Regions from separate parts of the Homo sapiens genome. Here region 2 is linked to region 1. A link is an interaction called in ENCODE POLR2A ChIA-PET data of the cell type or tissue named here. Cell type or tissue: PC-9. All regions are shown on one strand.

What was found. Peaks named below come from ENCODE experiments on the same cell type or tissue, not always from the same donor. Only the 100,000 strongest peaks of a DNase experiment are listed, where the experiment ranks them.
Region 2: POLR2A ChIA-PET joins it to region 1 with 13 read pairs; 9 of 35 experiments call an interaction of 5 or more read pairs at or near these places.

What each region holds. Positions count from the first base shown.
Region 1 is chr14:39,110,849-39,118,848 of GRCh38, forward strand. GEMIN2 (gem nuclear organelle associated protein 2) reads left to right here and starts at 3,475. Exons shown (of 10, transcript NM_003616.3): 1 at 3,475-3,627; 2 at 3,981-4,065; 3 at 7,151-7,240; 4 at 7,692-7,751. The coding sequence starts at 3,491. LOC105370459 (a long non-coding RNA gene) reads right to left here and starts at 3,981. Exons shown (of 2, transcript XR_943771.3): 1 at 3,614-3,981. RefSeq lists enhancers at 1-454, 3,535-3,754. In PC-9, no CTCF peak of the experiment used is centred here; a DNase peak (open chromatin) is centred at 3,413; H3K4me3 peaks cover 2,131 bases; H3K27ac peaks cover 1,363 bases.
Region 2 is chr14:39,395,730-39,403,729 of GRCh38, forward strand. It overlaps FBXO33 (F-box protein 33), which reads right to left. Exons shown (of 4, transcript NM_203301.4): 2 at 6,672-6,782; 3 at 5,447-6,132; 4 at 1,955-4,058. The coding sequence ends at 3,787. Among named protein-coding and RNA genes, the nearest start is that of FBXO33, 33 kb to the right of the region's middle. In PC-9, no CTCF peak of the experiment used is centred here; no DNase peak of the experiment used is centred here.

The DNA.
Region 1 (8,000 bases):
TACAGTGGTGCTATCTCGGCTCACTGCAACCTCTGCCTCCTGGGTTCAAGCAATTCTCCCACCTCAGCCTCCCAAGTAGCTGGGATTACAGGTGCACGCCACCATGCCCAGCTAATTTTTTGTATTTTTAGTAGAGACAGGGGTCTCACCATGATGGCCACGCTGATCTCAAACTCCTGATTTCAAGTGATCCACCTGCCTTGGCCTCCCAAAGTGCTGGGATTACAGGTGTGAGCCACCACGTCCAGCCGGATGACTCTTATACACACTAACATTTGAGAATAACTGAGCCACTTAAAGGGATAGAAAACACAGAGACATGGGAGGCTGAAGCAGCTAGATCATCTGAGGTCAGGAGTTTAAGACCAGCCTGGCCAACATGACAAAACCCGTCTCTACTAAAAATAAAAAAATTAGCCGGGCATGGTGGTGGGTGCCTATAATCCCAGCTCCTCAGGAGGCTGAGGCAGGAGAATCACTTGAACCCGGGAGGCACAGGTGGCAGTGAGCAGTACCACTGCACTCCAGCCTGGGTGACAGAGCGAGACTCCGTCTCAAAAAAAAAAAAAAAAAAAGGAAAATAATAAAAGAAAAGAAAACACAGAGACAGAGATAAACTGTAGTTGGCTGTGTAAGGTTGACTTAACAGATGCCTCCATCATCAATAAACAGCCACATCATCAATAAACACACAACAGAATGTTCTGTTCTCACAATCGTCATGTAACTCCTACAGCTAACCAATCGTGTGAGAAATACTGAAACAAGAATTTTTCCATCATAAACTAAAAACCGGCGATAAATCTCTAAAAACAGGGCACCAGAAGTAGTTCAGTACCTTAGGAATATTTCTTCCTGGGAATAGATGAAATGTTATTGTAGTTTCAGAAGTTCACCTTTCCAAATAGCGTTTTTTCAGAATAACTTCATCAACCAAATATAACTTATCTCATGTGTTCCATATTTCACTGAAGCATTAAAAAATACTTAGTGCAATTTCTGAAAACTTCACTCAAAAAATCATTACTAATTCTTTTAAATAAAATTAGATTTGAAGTAGCACGAAGCTATATTATTACCTCTTCTTTTGGAAAATAATTTATTATTATTTCCCAGGACAACCTTTGTTCCATTCTCCTATTGTCTCCTTTCTTCCTTAATCCATGCATAGTTCTGACACATACTTATGCACAAACTCCAATGTTAGCCATTGTTCCATTGGTAGTTGATTGGCAAGGTAACCTTTTCTCCAGAAAAAAATTGAAAGAAAATGCTAATAATTTACAGTAAAAAATAAAAATTAAAAAAAATGTATTTGTGGCCTGGCCCAGTGGCTCACACCTGTAATCCCAGCACTTTGGTAGGCCAAGGTGAGTGGATCACTTGAGCCCGGGAGGTCAAGGCTGGGTAATATTTTATTTTATTTTATTTTATTTTATTTTTTTGAGATGGAGTTTTGCTCTTGTTGCCCAGGCTGGAGTGCAATGGCACAATCTGGGCTCCCTGCCACCTCCGCCTCCTGGATTCAAGCGATTCTCCTGCCTCAGGCTCCCAAGTAGCTGGGATTACAGGCGCCCACCACCATGCCCAGGTAGTATTTTGTATTTTTACCAAAGACGGGGTTTCACCATGTTGGCCAGGCTGGTCTCGAACTCCTGACCTCAAGTGATGTGCCCAGCTCGGCCTCCCAAAGTGGTGGGATTACAGGCATGAGCCACTGCGCCTGGCCAAGATTCTTTACGGATGCAAAATTTCCTCCACAAAGAACAGCTTTGCAGGGCCATTTCAAAATACGGCAAAGAAACATGTTTTGGGGTCAAATATTTTTATTTTCTTCTTTGTCTCGTAATGTCATTTCGAAGTGAGGTTGAAAAGTAAATCGTGATATATAGGGTTAAATAAAACCCATCTGATGAGAATTTATGATTTGTAGGGCATGACTCCCCAGACCCCTTAGATAGGAATTTGGGCAAAATAAAAAAATCAGGCCGGGCGCGGTGGCTCATGCCTGTAATCCCAGCACTTTGGGAGGCCGAGGCGGGTGGATCACGAGGTCAGGAGATCGACATCATCCTGGCTAACAAGGTGAAACCCCGTCTCTACTAAAAATACAATAAATTAGCCGGGCGTGGTGGCGAGTGCCTGTAGTCCCGGCGGCTACTCGGGAGCCTGAGGCAGGAGAATGGCGTGAACCCGGGAGGCGGAGCTTGCAGTGAGCCGAGATTGCGCCACTGCACTCCAGACTGGGCGACAGAGCGAGACTCCGTCTCAAAAAAAAAAAAAAAAAAATTCAGTTTAGTCCTCACGTCACTACTTACTTTTTCAAATTTGTCCTTGATTATCACCAAAATGTTGGACGACAGGAGTATTTCTCCCTATTCTAAGTCTGTTTTTCCCAAAACCAGTGAAAATTTGTTAACCAAATAACTGTAGTTTGCAGCCAGGTGATATCTTTCCAAGTGTCCCAATTGTTTAGTTACAGTTCCTAAGCATTAAGTACTTAAATAAGCTAAGGACTATCCTCACTTTATCTTCAATTTAGACTTACATCCTGGTTTGAAATCAATTCCTTGCAAACTAAAGGCAGTGCCATAAATAAAAATTTTTAACCTTCTAAAATAAACATCAGTGTTAGAAAATAAGTCAATTGTATTCACTCAATTGTATTTGTTTAGAAATAATCAGATATTATACTTGTTTCTTGCACATTCTTGCCTTGTTTCCTCACCTATGAAATGGAGATAATAATACTATCTACCTAACAAGATTGACCTAACATTTTTGTTAATTTCTGGGTGTTAGCATTAGTTTCATTTTTTTCACTATTTGTATTTAAACGAAGAGATTTTTCTTTAAAACAAAAATTAAAAAGTGCTGGCTATTCTAGGAGTAATATTCATTCCAAATAAACATACAGTGATCTTTGAAGTGGTCAAGCACTAGAAATTTCTGTAGAAAATTAATTTTTCATTCATTTGGCATCGCATAAATCTAGGTTGGAATTGGTTCTTCCTCTTTGGAAGGTCAGTCCCTGCCCTAAGAGAGCGGTATATTACCACCCACTTCACAAGACTGTTCTAAGAATCAAATGAGAAAATGTGTTTATGAAGAGTTTAAGAATTTAGAGCTCCATGAATGATAATTACAGTAATATTGTTCATTAATTCAAAAAACATTTTTAAGGATCCCTCACTACTAGGGATGCATAAAAGTTGCTAACCCTCGGCCTTTACCCAGCGTTAGAAGACAAAACAGAGGGTAAAAGTCCCAGAAACGCGTTCGAACCAATTCAGCTAGGAATTAAATTCTCAGATCCTTTATTACACCACCGGAGCCTTAACCTTGAGGCAAGCAGCAATTTGTTCATGCGCAGTTAACGCTCCCTAAACTGCCACTTGCTCAGCTCCGCGCCTAAGGTGTCTATTAGTACGCCTGCGCTGTGACCTAGAATGGGCGCATGCGCCGAGCGGAACTGGCTGGTTTGAAAACCATGGCGTGGGTACCAGCGGAGTCCGCAGTGGAAGAGTTGATGCCTCGGCTATTGCCGGTAGAGCCTTGCGACTTGACGGAAGGTTTCGATCCCTCGGTACCCCCGAGGACGCCTCAGGAATACCTGAGGCGGGTCCAGTGAGTGATTCGGCCCTGGGCGGGTGGGCTGGTCTTCTGCCCTGCCCCTGGGTACAGCCCTCGGTGCTCTATTCCCGTTCCAGTCTGTTGCGAGTTCAGGTCTATTCAGGATTCTGGATTACATCCTAACGTGGGCGAGTTTCTGTTGAACGTGATTGCACGTATCAAGATGTGTGCTCTTAGATTTGTTTTCAATCCAGATAATTTCAGAAATACATTGTTTAGTACCTCAATTGGAAGTCTGAATTTTTTTCTGATTTCACAATGAACTGTGGAAGTGGATCGCTTGTTTTACTACACCTGAGCAAAGCACAACAGAAATTTAATTTATCGCGTTTATTACTTATTTGTAGGATCGAAGCAGCTCAATGTCCAGATGTTGTGGTAGCTCAAATTGACCCAAAGAAGTTGAAAAGGAAGCAAAGTGTGAATATTTCTGTGAGTTTTATTAACCGTCTGGAGATTACCCCCAACCCCCCAATTAAAAGACTAACGCTCTTCCTATAGTATCTGACAGCATCAATTATGACGTAAGATTTGACTACTCCGTGCAAAGTTAGACATTCGCTTGTACTTTTTCCTTCAGAAAGACAATTGGCATTTACTGCCTCTAAAGAGGCTTTCTGTAACTCTAGCCTTTGTGGAGTGTTGCCCATCTTACTTCAGGACATTATCCAGTCCTTTCAAAGGAGTCTTTAAATGGGTTACTTATGTTATCTTTTATTTTTTGCTTGTTTGTTTGTTTATAGAGAGGGAGTCTCTGTTGCCAGCTGGTCTGGAACTCCTGGCCTCAAGTGATCCTCCCTCCTCTGCCACCCAAAGCGTTGGGATCACAGGCGTGAGCCACCTCACCTGGCCCCTTTATTTTTTAAGGAACTTTTTCCAGTTATTGGATTGGTGTTTAATCTTAGTGTGCTTTGCATGTTCTGAATTTGACCAAGTTTCACTTTTTTTAAGAATAGAAACCCAGATGTCTTACACTTTTTTTTTTTTTTTTTTTGAGACAGTTTCACTCTTGTTGCCCAGGCTGCAGTGCAGTGGTGCGATCTCAGCTCACTGCAACCTCTGCCTTCCGGTTTCAAGCGATTACCGTGCCTCAGCCTCCCGAGTAGCTGGGATTACAGGCGCCCACCACCACACCCGGCTAATTTTTGTATTTTTAGTAGAGACGGGGTTTCACCATGTTGTCCAGTCTGGTCTTGAACTCCTGACCTCGTGATGCGCCCACCTCTGCCTCCCAAACTGCTGGGATTACAGGTGTGAGCCACCATACCCGGCCTTACACTTTTATAGCTACTTGCACACTCTGGACATTTTCATTTATTTATTTATCCAGCACATCTTTAATTAAGCAACTAGGTTGTGCCGGGCATTGGGAATTCAACAGAGGGTAAGACAAAAAAGGTTCCTACCCTTGTAGAGTTTACATACCCTCCTGAGGAAGACAGAGAGTAAACAAGCAAACAAATAATTACATATTGTGATTATTGCTATGAAGAAAATAAGCATGTATAATAATCAATAAATGACAGAACTACTGTAGAGGAATCATAGAAGGGCTCTCTTTTTCCCCCTTTTTTTTTTGCGTCTCAATTTTTCGCCCAGGCTGGAGTGCAGTGGCACAATCTCAGCTCATCACAACCTCTGCCTCTCAGGTTCAAGAGCTTCTCTTGCCTCAGCCCCCTGAGTAGCTAGGATTACAGGCGTGTGCCACCACACCTGACTAATTTTTGTATTTTTAGTAGAGACGTGGTTTTACCATGTTGGCCAGGCTGGTCTCAAACTCCTGACCTGAAGTGATCTGCCTGCCTCTGCCTCCTAAAGTGCTGGGATTACAGATGTGAGCCACCACGCCTGGCCAGCAAAGGTCTCTCTAAGGAGGTGCTATTTAACCTAAGCTCAAAGGAGGGTGGCATTTTATTTTATTTCTTTTTCTTTTTTTTTTTTTTTTGAGATGGAGTCTCAGAGTCTCGCTCTGTCGCCCAGGCTGGAGTGCAGTGGCGCGATCTCGGCTCACTGCAACCTCTGCCTCCCGGGTTCACACCATTCTCCTGCCTCAGCCTCCCGAGTAGCTGGGACTACAGGCGCCTGGGAGAGTGGCATTTTAAATAGTTGATAGTAATTTCCTTTTCATGCTCAAAGTAGTTTCTCTGATACTTGTAATCAGGAAATTTTAATTCAGACACTGTAATTTTTCCTATAATTCCTCTTCAGGGTTTTTTAGTTGATGGACATTTAATGGAACAGAATGTCTTAATATACCTAATTTGATGGATTGATTGATTGATTGATTGAGACAGGGTCTCGCTTTGTTGCACAGGCCAGAGTACAGTGCCACGATCATAGCTCACTGCAGCCTCGAGTTCTTGGGCTCAAGCCATCCTCCCACCTCAGTCTCCCCAGTAGCTGAGATGACAAGCATGTGCCACCGTGCCCAGCTAATTGTATTTTTTGTAGCGACGGGGTCTTGATATGTTGCTCAGGCTGTATGTGCTCTTTTAGAAAACAGAAGTATGGCTGGGCTTAGTGGCTCACACCTGTAATCCCAGCACTTTGGGAGGCCAAGTCAGGCGGATCACCTGAGGTGGGGAGTTCAAGACCAGCCCGACCAACATGGAGAAACCCCATCTCTACTAAAAATACAAAATTAGCCGGGTGTGGTGGCACATGCCTGTAATCCCAGCTACTCGGGAGGCTGAGGCAGGAGAATTGCTTGAACCCGGGAGACGGAGATTGCAGTGAGCTGAGATGGCCATTGCACTCCAGCCTGAGCAACAGGAGCGAAACTCCGTCTCAAAAAAAAAAAAAAAGAAAACAGAAGTAGACAATTTAAAGTTAAGCGTCTTTAAGTACATTTTGCCCATACCAAAGTTCTTATTTTTAATTTTATTGATACATAATAATCATAATTTCATGCTTTATCACGCAGGCACAATAATAATTGTACATATTTATGGAGTATATGTGATATTTTGATACATGCATACAATGTATAATAATCAGTAATTAGGATAGCCATCACCTCATTTATCATTTCTTTCTTTTGGGAACATTCAAATCTTCTAGCTGTTTTGAAATATACAATAAATTATTGTTAACTGTAGTCACTCTACTGTGCTATTGAATGCTAGAACTCATTCCTTCTAACTGTATTTCATACCAGAATTCTTTATTTGTGGTATATCTCTCTTTTTGTTTCTGTTTTGCTATTCTAGAAAGGCAGGTAGGGCTAGATCATATTCTCCAGGCTCATGTCATTTAGATTTCATAGAAACTCCAACTATAAACCTTTCCAGATTTCTCTGATTAAGGTGACTAAGGCTCTTTCCCTAATATTTTTAACTGAGATATAAATAATAAAGTGAAATGCCTACTTTTTTACATCTGCAAAAATATTTTATTTTCTTGTATAATCTTTATTTTATTATACACTTTATCTTGGTTTTACTTTTGCTTTGCAGAGGCATGAGATTCTAGTTTTGACACTAATGTTGATCCTAATATTTGTGAACTTGATCTCTAGCTTTCAGGATGCCAACCCGCCCCTGAAGGTTATTCCCCAACACTTCAATGGCAACAGCAACAAGTGGCACAGTTTTCAACTGTTCGACAGGTAAGTGTCATATTTAATCTAATTAAGCCCCTGTTGGATTTATTTCTGTTCTTAGACTGTAGCTGGAAAAATAAAATTTATGATCCTAAAGTATACAGAATATTCATGAATTAATTACCAAATTATTTTTATAATCATTAGACATGATACAGTTTGAAATATTTTCTAAGTTTTGTTTATTTTTATTTGTTTGTTTATTTATTTCAATAGTTTTGGGGAACAGGTGGTTTTTGGTTACATGGATAAGTTCTTTAGTGGTGATTTCTGAGATTTTGGTGCACTTGTCACCCAAGTAGTGTACTCTGTACCCAATACATGGTCTTTTACATCTCACCCCCTCCCACCTTTCCCATTTTTCAAGTTTTAGATGGTTACAATTTTGTGCAGAAACTGATTTCAGTTATCCATTTTTTGAAGAGTACCATCTAATGTCTAAGTTTTCTTCCTTTAGAATGTGAACAAACATAGAAGTCACTGGAAATCACAACAGTTGGATAGTAATGTGACAATGGTATGTAAGTTTCTCAGTTTTAAGATGTACAATGTATACCTGATTGAAAGAGTCTATATTTACTTCCAGTCGTTAAAGATTCACTTGCCTAGTCAGTGTTACTTTCATTCTCTTCAATATACCATTAATAGTAACAATTCATTACATTAGTAGCCTGGAAAGTATAGATTTTCATGACAAATTTTTTTTTTTTTTTTTTTTGAGACAGGGTCTTGCTCTGTCTCCCAGGCTAGAGTGCAGTCATGGCTC
Region 2 (8,000 bases), 280 kb after region 1:
TAATGAGTCCTGGGGTGGCTGGAGCCTGGGTTGGTTGCCTTCTGATGCTTTCAGGCTCTTCTGAGCAGTGGGAGTGGAGCTGATTCTGAAAGTAGGCCCTGGACAGAGAGCAAACTCAGATACTCACTATTCCTAGCCAGATGAGTCACTGTCCATCACAGAAAAGGGTGGGGGGGGGGGGGGGGGGGGGCGTCTACAAAGCTGTGAAAGAAATACGTTCCAGGTGTCCAAAGAGCAGGAAGGAAGCCCAAGTGTGAGGCCCCCAGGTGTGGCTAGTTGGATTTGAAAGGGTTGGGAGCTGGAGGTGGGAGGAGGGCTCCCTGCAGCCTCTAATTGCCTTCACATATATATAAAGTTGGTGGCTGTTTACTCTTCAGTGGTGTCTCACCTAGCAGTAGGATTATGTAAGGGAGATTACAAATTAGAGCATCATGATTTTAAAATAATTGTAATAAACATCAATTTGAATTTGAACTTAACTCACAACATTATTTCCCAAAGAAGGAAGCGTTAAATTTCTTAGTTTCAACTGCATAAATTAACGAATGGTTATTTTTAAAAAAGACCTAAAAATTATTACCTGTTTGTGGGGTGTTTCTCATTGGTGACAGTATTAAAACATTTTAATCAAATGTCAATTAAATCAATTAAAACATCTGGCAAGATTTTATTTGAAAGTTCCATACAAATTCAGTATTTTTCCTCAAATCTTCTACATTTTTTCATCAATTATATAATTTAAAAAAAGTAATTTTTTTCTCTAATTCTTTCTGGTTTATACCAGTATGCTGTACAATATTTTCTATGTGTGCTACAACATGACAAAGGTTGGGAAACATTGATACAATGTGGTATGGTCCCTGGGTATTATTCACATCTGCTGTGTTACTCCATTAGCACTGTGTTATGTTACTGGCTTCATAAGGATCCAATATGACTCATGCTCTAAGTCCCAAGCAAGTTTCCCCATCTTTGTGTTCAATTTCTGCATCTTTGTGGTGGGGAAATGGAAAGTAATTTTAGATAGATATGTAAATTTCATATAGTTTAATAAGCTATGTTTTGAAAATATTTAATACCTTGGTTTAAAGATGATCTTGTGTATCTGTGAGCTACTGAGCTAACAGCAATGGAAAATTTCAATGAAGAATCGGAGTTTTAGCTAGCCAAGACCAATCCTTCATTTTAGAGATGAGGAAACCAAAGCTGAAAGAGGAGTCTGTGCTCAAGTAGAGCCAGAGCTTAGACTAGAAAACAGATGTCAAGCCTCCCAAATTTAGAGCTTTACTACAATAACCTTAACTTGCATGCTATTCATATTAGTAGACTTTCCTTTTTCGTACATTTTGGGTACGTCTTAAATATATACTTAAACATGTTGATTCATTCAAAGGACTCAGATGTGTCCAGGAAAGTAACGAAGTGGTAAGTAAAAAGTATAAGGACAATTATTTGTGAACACCAGATTATTCCAAGATAAAGCAGTGCCTGGAAGAGTCAATGTCTGGAATGATAAGGAAGGGAAGATGGAAGGAAGAAAAGAAGTCCTTTTGTTTCCTATGAATAAGAGCTGTGAGTCTCAACAACCAAGAACAGAGATCAGAATACCAAAATAAATAAAGGAATATAGGGGTTTATGAAGAATTTAATATTGGCATATCTAAGTATTTTTGCATTTGGTATAGGAATCTTCTTTTAAAAAAGCAGCCCCTCTAGTCTATAAATTAAGTTTTACCATATTGATAATGTAATGTATTCTAGGTGCATAATATACTGAGATTTTGTGCTAAGAAATCCAGTGTTTGTTTGCTTTTAAGCTTGTATTTTGTCAAAGTGAATTTCTGTAAAAAAATCTTCCAAACTATTCAGCTAAGACTTTTTATAATGTATCTCAAATTTAAGCTTTGCTGCACCAGAATACAACCAGAATACTAACACATTATTATACACAATATAAGGATTATTGCAGTTTATTTAACACTAAAAGTAGTCATGCTTCATATACAATAAAATATATTACAATGATCATTTTTAATGCTTTATTCATTGATTAAAAGAATATACATTTAACATAAACCATACAACATCAGTCATCAGGTCAAACATTCAGCTGGTTTCCTTACAGTTTCTGTCAGGAGTTATTTTATCTGATCACATTTATAAGATAAAATCTCACCACATCTGGCATTTACACACACTGTGCCAGTGGATTCACACTACTGATGTACATATAAAATCCGCATGGTATGTGCTCACTGGAGACAAAACAGTGCACACCTGTCAAAAGGTCATTTTAATATAAGATGGTAAAACCATTTGTAAAACACATATAAACTTTTTTCCATAAATAGAATCATATCTGGACATCTGTTGCATAAATTGTGTTTCCAAAGCTTACAATAGAGCAGCCAGGTCTCAGCACTGCTGGGCACCCAGGTTGGCTACTTACTTTATTATTGCAGACTGTCCTTTAACATTAAATGCACAACATTCGTACCACTTAAAACTGGGGTCAGGTGGAAGTCTCACAGAGACCACGTCTGTACCGCGGTTGCCCTGAAACAGTTAATAGGCTTTTAAAGCCTCTCAGATATAACAAGGTTTTAAAACATACTTCATGGAATGTTCTTCATGTATCATAGCAGCTCATACCTGTGATAGAACAAGCTTTCAGTTTTTCCTTTCTTTCCTTTACATTCACTATTCACAGTGAAACAGGTGCATGTTTTTTTTTTCTTTTTTTTTTTTTTTTGTTTTGTTTTTTCAGAGTTCTGAGGTTGCTGACTGAGCCACAGCACAGCTGTGTACCACAGGTCGAAATTCGACCTTAAATATTACAATCTAGCAGTATCTGGCTGGCCAGAGTGGGCCGGCCCCTGCCAGCATGTGGGCACTTCTTCATTAAGTCTATTCTTTGGCAGCTGACACGCGTGCTGACAGAGAAAAATCCAGTGACTTGTTGCTAGGGATTTCACGACTAATGTTTTTGCAAGCATGTGTATTTACAACTCTGTGTTTTTATTTCCTTTAGGAGATTTTACTCTGAAATACAGTTTCTTTCTTCCCCCACTATTTGAAATCTGGGCTAAATGAATGTGTAATGTAATTGATGAATAAAATTATGTCAGATATAGTTAAAAAATCCAACAATTTCAGTATTCGTGTTTACGTAAATGCATTTTTTTTAAAAGGATTAAGCAATGTTCTAACCTAGTACTATACAAAATTCAAAATGGTAACTGGTGATATCAACTATTAGATATGTAATGAAAGTTAAAGTCTTGGCTTTTCTGTTACAGATAATTCATTTGGGATATTATTTATCTTCCATTTGAAATCAAAATTAATGAAATGCTATCAGAATGCATGGATGCAGTGCATTGCATATAAATCTACCAGGCTATGGATATATATCTATATATGTATAAAAATATTTTGGCTCCTGAGCTCTGAACTCTGACACACAAAGAATAAAAACGTCAAAAAGGCAGAGTAACTCAGTGAAAAATAAAGTTAGCCAGCAACCTCAGACAATCTTCGGCTGTATATCCTTAAGGTTTGGTAACAAGTCCATTAACCGTGAAAGCCCTATACATTGTCACTTTGAACTTCTAAACCAATACCCGACTACGTTCTTTGATCAAGAAGTAGAATATACATATATAATTCTATAAAGCTAATACTGATTAAACACAGCACAAAAGGATTAATTCACACTACTGAAAAAAAAACATAATAGGACCCTACTTGCATATGTAACCACAGGAATTCTACATTAAAAAAAAGCTAAATGTCTTCACTGAAGCTTTGCATCTCTCTGTAAAAATGACGATTTGGTTCAGTGAAGACACTGAGTGATTCGATGTCCATGACTGCATGCCAAGGTTGACCCAGGCCCAGGGATACCTGCTCAATAAGGTTATGCACTGGATCTACATCCTGGTCGGCCAGTTCACCTTGGTCAAAATCAATGCTTTCTTCGGTGACTTCAAGCACTTTCAGATCAGAGCCCCGAAGACGAGCAATGGCAATGAGGTTGTGTGCCCACACCGTGTAACCTGAAAAATAAACAAAAGACAACACTGTAATTTCCTTGCATTTCCTTTTCTCTTTGGTAAGTCTGTCTTTTCCTCATTCAAAGCTTCTAGAGAAGCTTCAAATTTGTATCTCACTTACCGTTTTGGTCTTTTTCCTTTAGAAATATATTGAAATTGGAAAAGGAAACATGGTTGTATAGCCCAGAAAAAAAAAGGCTAGAAGTTGTGTTCAAGAGTTACCGCTATAGGTGGTGAATTGGCAGGTGATCTAATCCTTTATGACACTACTTCATTCAGTAAAATAGACATTTAAAGTATATACAAATAAATTTTATAGCTTTGGGTAAAGATGTACCATAAGGATGAAATTTTTAGTTCATATATGCATGTATCTGTTAACCACACGTGGTAAATGTATTTTTCATTTGTGAAAAATCATCTCCTATAATGCTTTGCGAAGTTATGTAGTGACACTTTAAAGGTAAACTGTTAATTGTCAGTAGCAAATACGTAAATTATAAAACAATCATGTGAATGATATGCACCAACTTCAGAATAATAACTACTTCTGGGAAGGAATAAAGAGGAATGAATACGGGGAGCTTTAGCATAAAGAAGAAAAAGGCTTTAAAAAGACTGGCTTAAATTAACTTTTAAATAACCTGATATGTCTTTAGCCCATTGTGTTTAGCACTTTCAGTATTGATCTAGTCTTTTCTGCTACCTCTGATGACTGGCATAAAGCAAGACTTGAAAAGCAAGGCATACATTCCCAAATACAAATGCACACTAAAAAAAAAATAATGAAACAGTGCTAGTAGGATAGCTAATAAGAGAGTTTAAGACATTCTTATAGACTACTTTGTAATTATCTTACAAGTATCCGAAAAGGAAGTAAATTTATTTGTCAGAATACCAACTCTAGATCCAAATGAGAACAGGTCACATTAAAATGAAAGAAGCATATCAATGGAACCATCGTTAAAAAAATTATATACATTAATACTTTGATACCAAGAATCTAAAAGATGAGGTAGTGAGCATGAAAGAAATCATACATTCTCTTCCCCCGCACTATGTTTTAAGGGGTCGTGTGATTAGAGGAAATATATCTACCACAGGTATGTGTGCTTTCTTAGCTAAATTAATTTCACTGATTTTTTATGAAATACTGCCATTCACATGATGGACAAAAAAGTAACAGGGAAGCTGGAGCAGAACACTTGGGTTTGAATATGATTTTCCTTTTGTAAGTGATATATCTTGCAAACTTTAAAAAGCATAAGAATCTGTATATCAACTTGATACAAGATTTCTTGATACTATAAAGGTCAGTGCTATCTCTTTACTGGCAGAAAATGTTTTCGGTCTAATTCCAGTATCAGATTACAATGAACAAGATCACCTACCATGAATTGCCAGAAGAGAGAGCTTTGTGCACCTCCATGCTAATAAAACCAACGGATCTTCATTTCGGTTGTCACTAAGATCTGGAAAACCAGATGTGTCAATCACATCATTCATTAAAATAAAATGAGTGAGGAACTTGTCATATTGCCTGGATATAAGATCAACAATAGCCCCTGAAACACAAGTGATATAGCTATCAAAATGAATCCTCTCTAGTGGTATACTGGGTTTCAGAATCTTTAACATATCTTCACTCTTGATATCAAAAGCCATTATATAGACCCGAAAGCTGGTGCTCTTTCGTGACAGGGCTTTCCAATGCTCATCATTTGGCATGTTGTCCAGAGACTTGTGCATTACAGAAACATTGTGAACCAGAAGAGACAGTCGTTGCAAAGGCACATGGTTGCTATCAGTTAAGACTCTTGCCATCTCAGCTGTAAAGTCACAAAAATCCAAGGCAAGTGAGTGCAGATTCACAAATCGCTCCAGTTCAACTGCAGTAATAAGAGTGCTGTTACCAGGAATATTATTGTCCAGTAAACTGAGGTGCTCCATGGTGTTGGCAACAGCATTAGAGAGAGATGACAGTGATGTTGGGGTTACTATTTCCAGCATAAACCCACAGGACAGCCATTTCAGTTGCCTACTATTACTCAGGATTTCTTCAAACAGTTGCTGAATTCTATAAGGAAAACACATGCCACAGTGATCCCATTAACATTTAGTTCTAATCTTTTAACACTGACTTTTGAAAATAGGCAATGAAAAGCATGCAATTTTGAGATCTATTTTTCCTCATTAGGTAATTTCGATTCAACCCACAGTAAATACCATTAAAATTCACATTAAAATATAATGAATAAGGTATATTAAACATAAAGATCTATTAAACACGTAGAAATATGTTCCTCATCCAAGAAAAGCACCACTTATACCCGTTTAGTAGAAAAGTAGGATAACATACAATTTATGTTATAGCAAAGGCAAGTAGAGGAATAATTTTAAATAGCAATAATTATCCACTAAGTTACTTGATTTTTCTTAAAGATTTATGAGATGGAATGGCAGATGCTGATCACTGTATTTCACCATTAAAACATTTCCAGGACCTATGTTCCTTTTAGGAAAAAAATCATTACTCTTCTGTTTGTATCTCATAATTTCTTAGGAAAAACATATTATTAATAGTACAACCTCCTTTCCATTAACCATATAACTTACTGTTTAATTTTTTTGCCATCAGGGTCCACCTTGCTGAGGTATGTATTTGACAAACTTCCTTGCTGTTGTAGAACACTTATGTCTCCAAAAAGACTAAACTTCTGAAGGTTCCTACAAGAACAATCATTTAAAATGATTTGCTAAATAATTTATACTTAAAAAATATAAATATAAAAAATAAGAATATGCAAAGGGGATATTCTAGGAAGGTTTCTATTTTATAACTCAATTAGAATCCAGTTAAGTACTTTCAGATTGCTTTATACATATATTCAGATTTTTTTTTTTTTTTTTTTTTTTGAGACGGAGTCTTGCTCTGTCACCCAGGCTGGAGGGCAGTAGCGCGATCCCGGTTCACTGCAGGCTCCGCCTCCCGGGTTCACACCATTCTCCTGCCTCAGCCTCCCGACTAGCTGGGACTACAGGCGCCCGCCACCATGCCCGGCTAATTTTTTTGTATTTTTAGTAGAGATGGGGTTCAGATTTCTTTATACATACAAAGCAACATGATACAGGAGAAGTGGCATAAGCTTTAAAGAACAAGGACCAGGGTATAAAGATTGGTTCAGGAACTAAATTTATAATGACCATGGAAAAGTCTCTTAATGTGCGTGAGACTCAATTCTTCATCAGTAATAACAATACCTACCTTATAGGGTTTAAGGATAAATGACACAATGATATATGACAAACTATGTAAGCTCTAAATTTTATAGAGATGATAATTACAATATAAACATGTCTCAAACCAGTTAATTTAGTCAACATGTTAAATGCTCCAGGGTAAGTCACTGCCCTGAAGATATCTACTCAGTTAAGAAATATTCCTTAACTGAAATCTAAAGAGAACCTTCTCCAGTTTTATGATCAAACCATACAGCTTATGAACAACAGAAGTAGAAAACTATGTAAGGCCAGGTGCGGTGGCTCACACCTGTGGTCCTGGCACTTTGGGAGACCAAGGCGGGGGGAATCGCTTGAGGTCGGGAGTTCGAGACCAGCCTGGCCAACATGGCAAGACCTTGTCTCTAATGAAAATACAAAAATTGGCTGGGCGTGGTGGTACATGCCTGGAATCCCAGCTGAACTGGGAGGCGGAGGTTGCAGTGAGCCAAGATCATGCCACTGCACTCCAGCCTGGGAGACAGACTCTACCTAAGAAAACTAGAAAACTATGTTAAAATCTTTTGGTTTTAGATAATTTTAGCTACAAAACATATAGTTTTCTGATAGTAAAATTGTAAATAAAATAGGAGAAAACTGGATGAAGAGAAAACTCCTAAGTCCAATAATAACGAACTAGATATTTCATTTATAACATAAAACTTA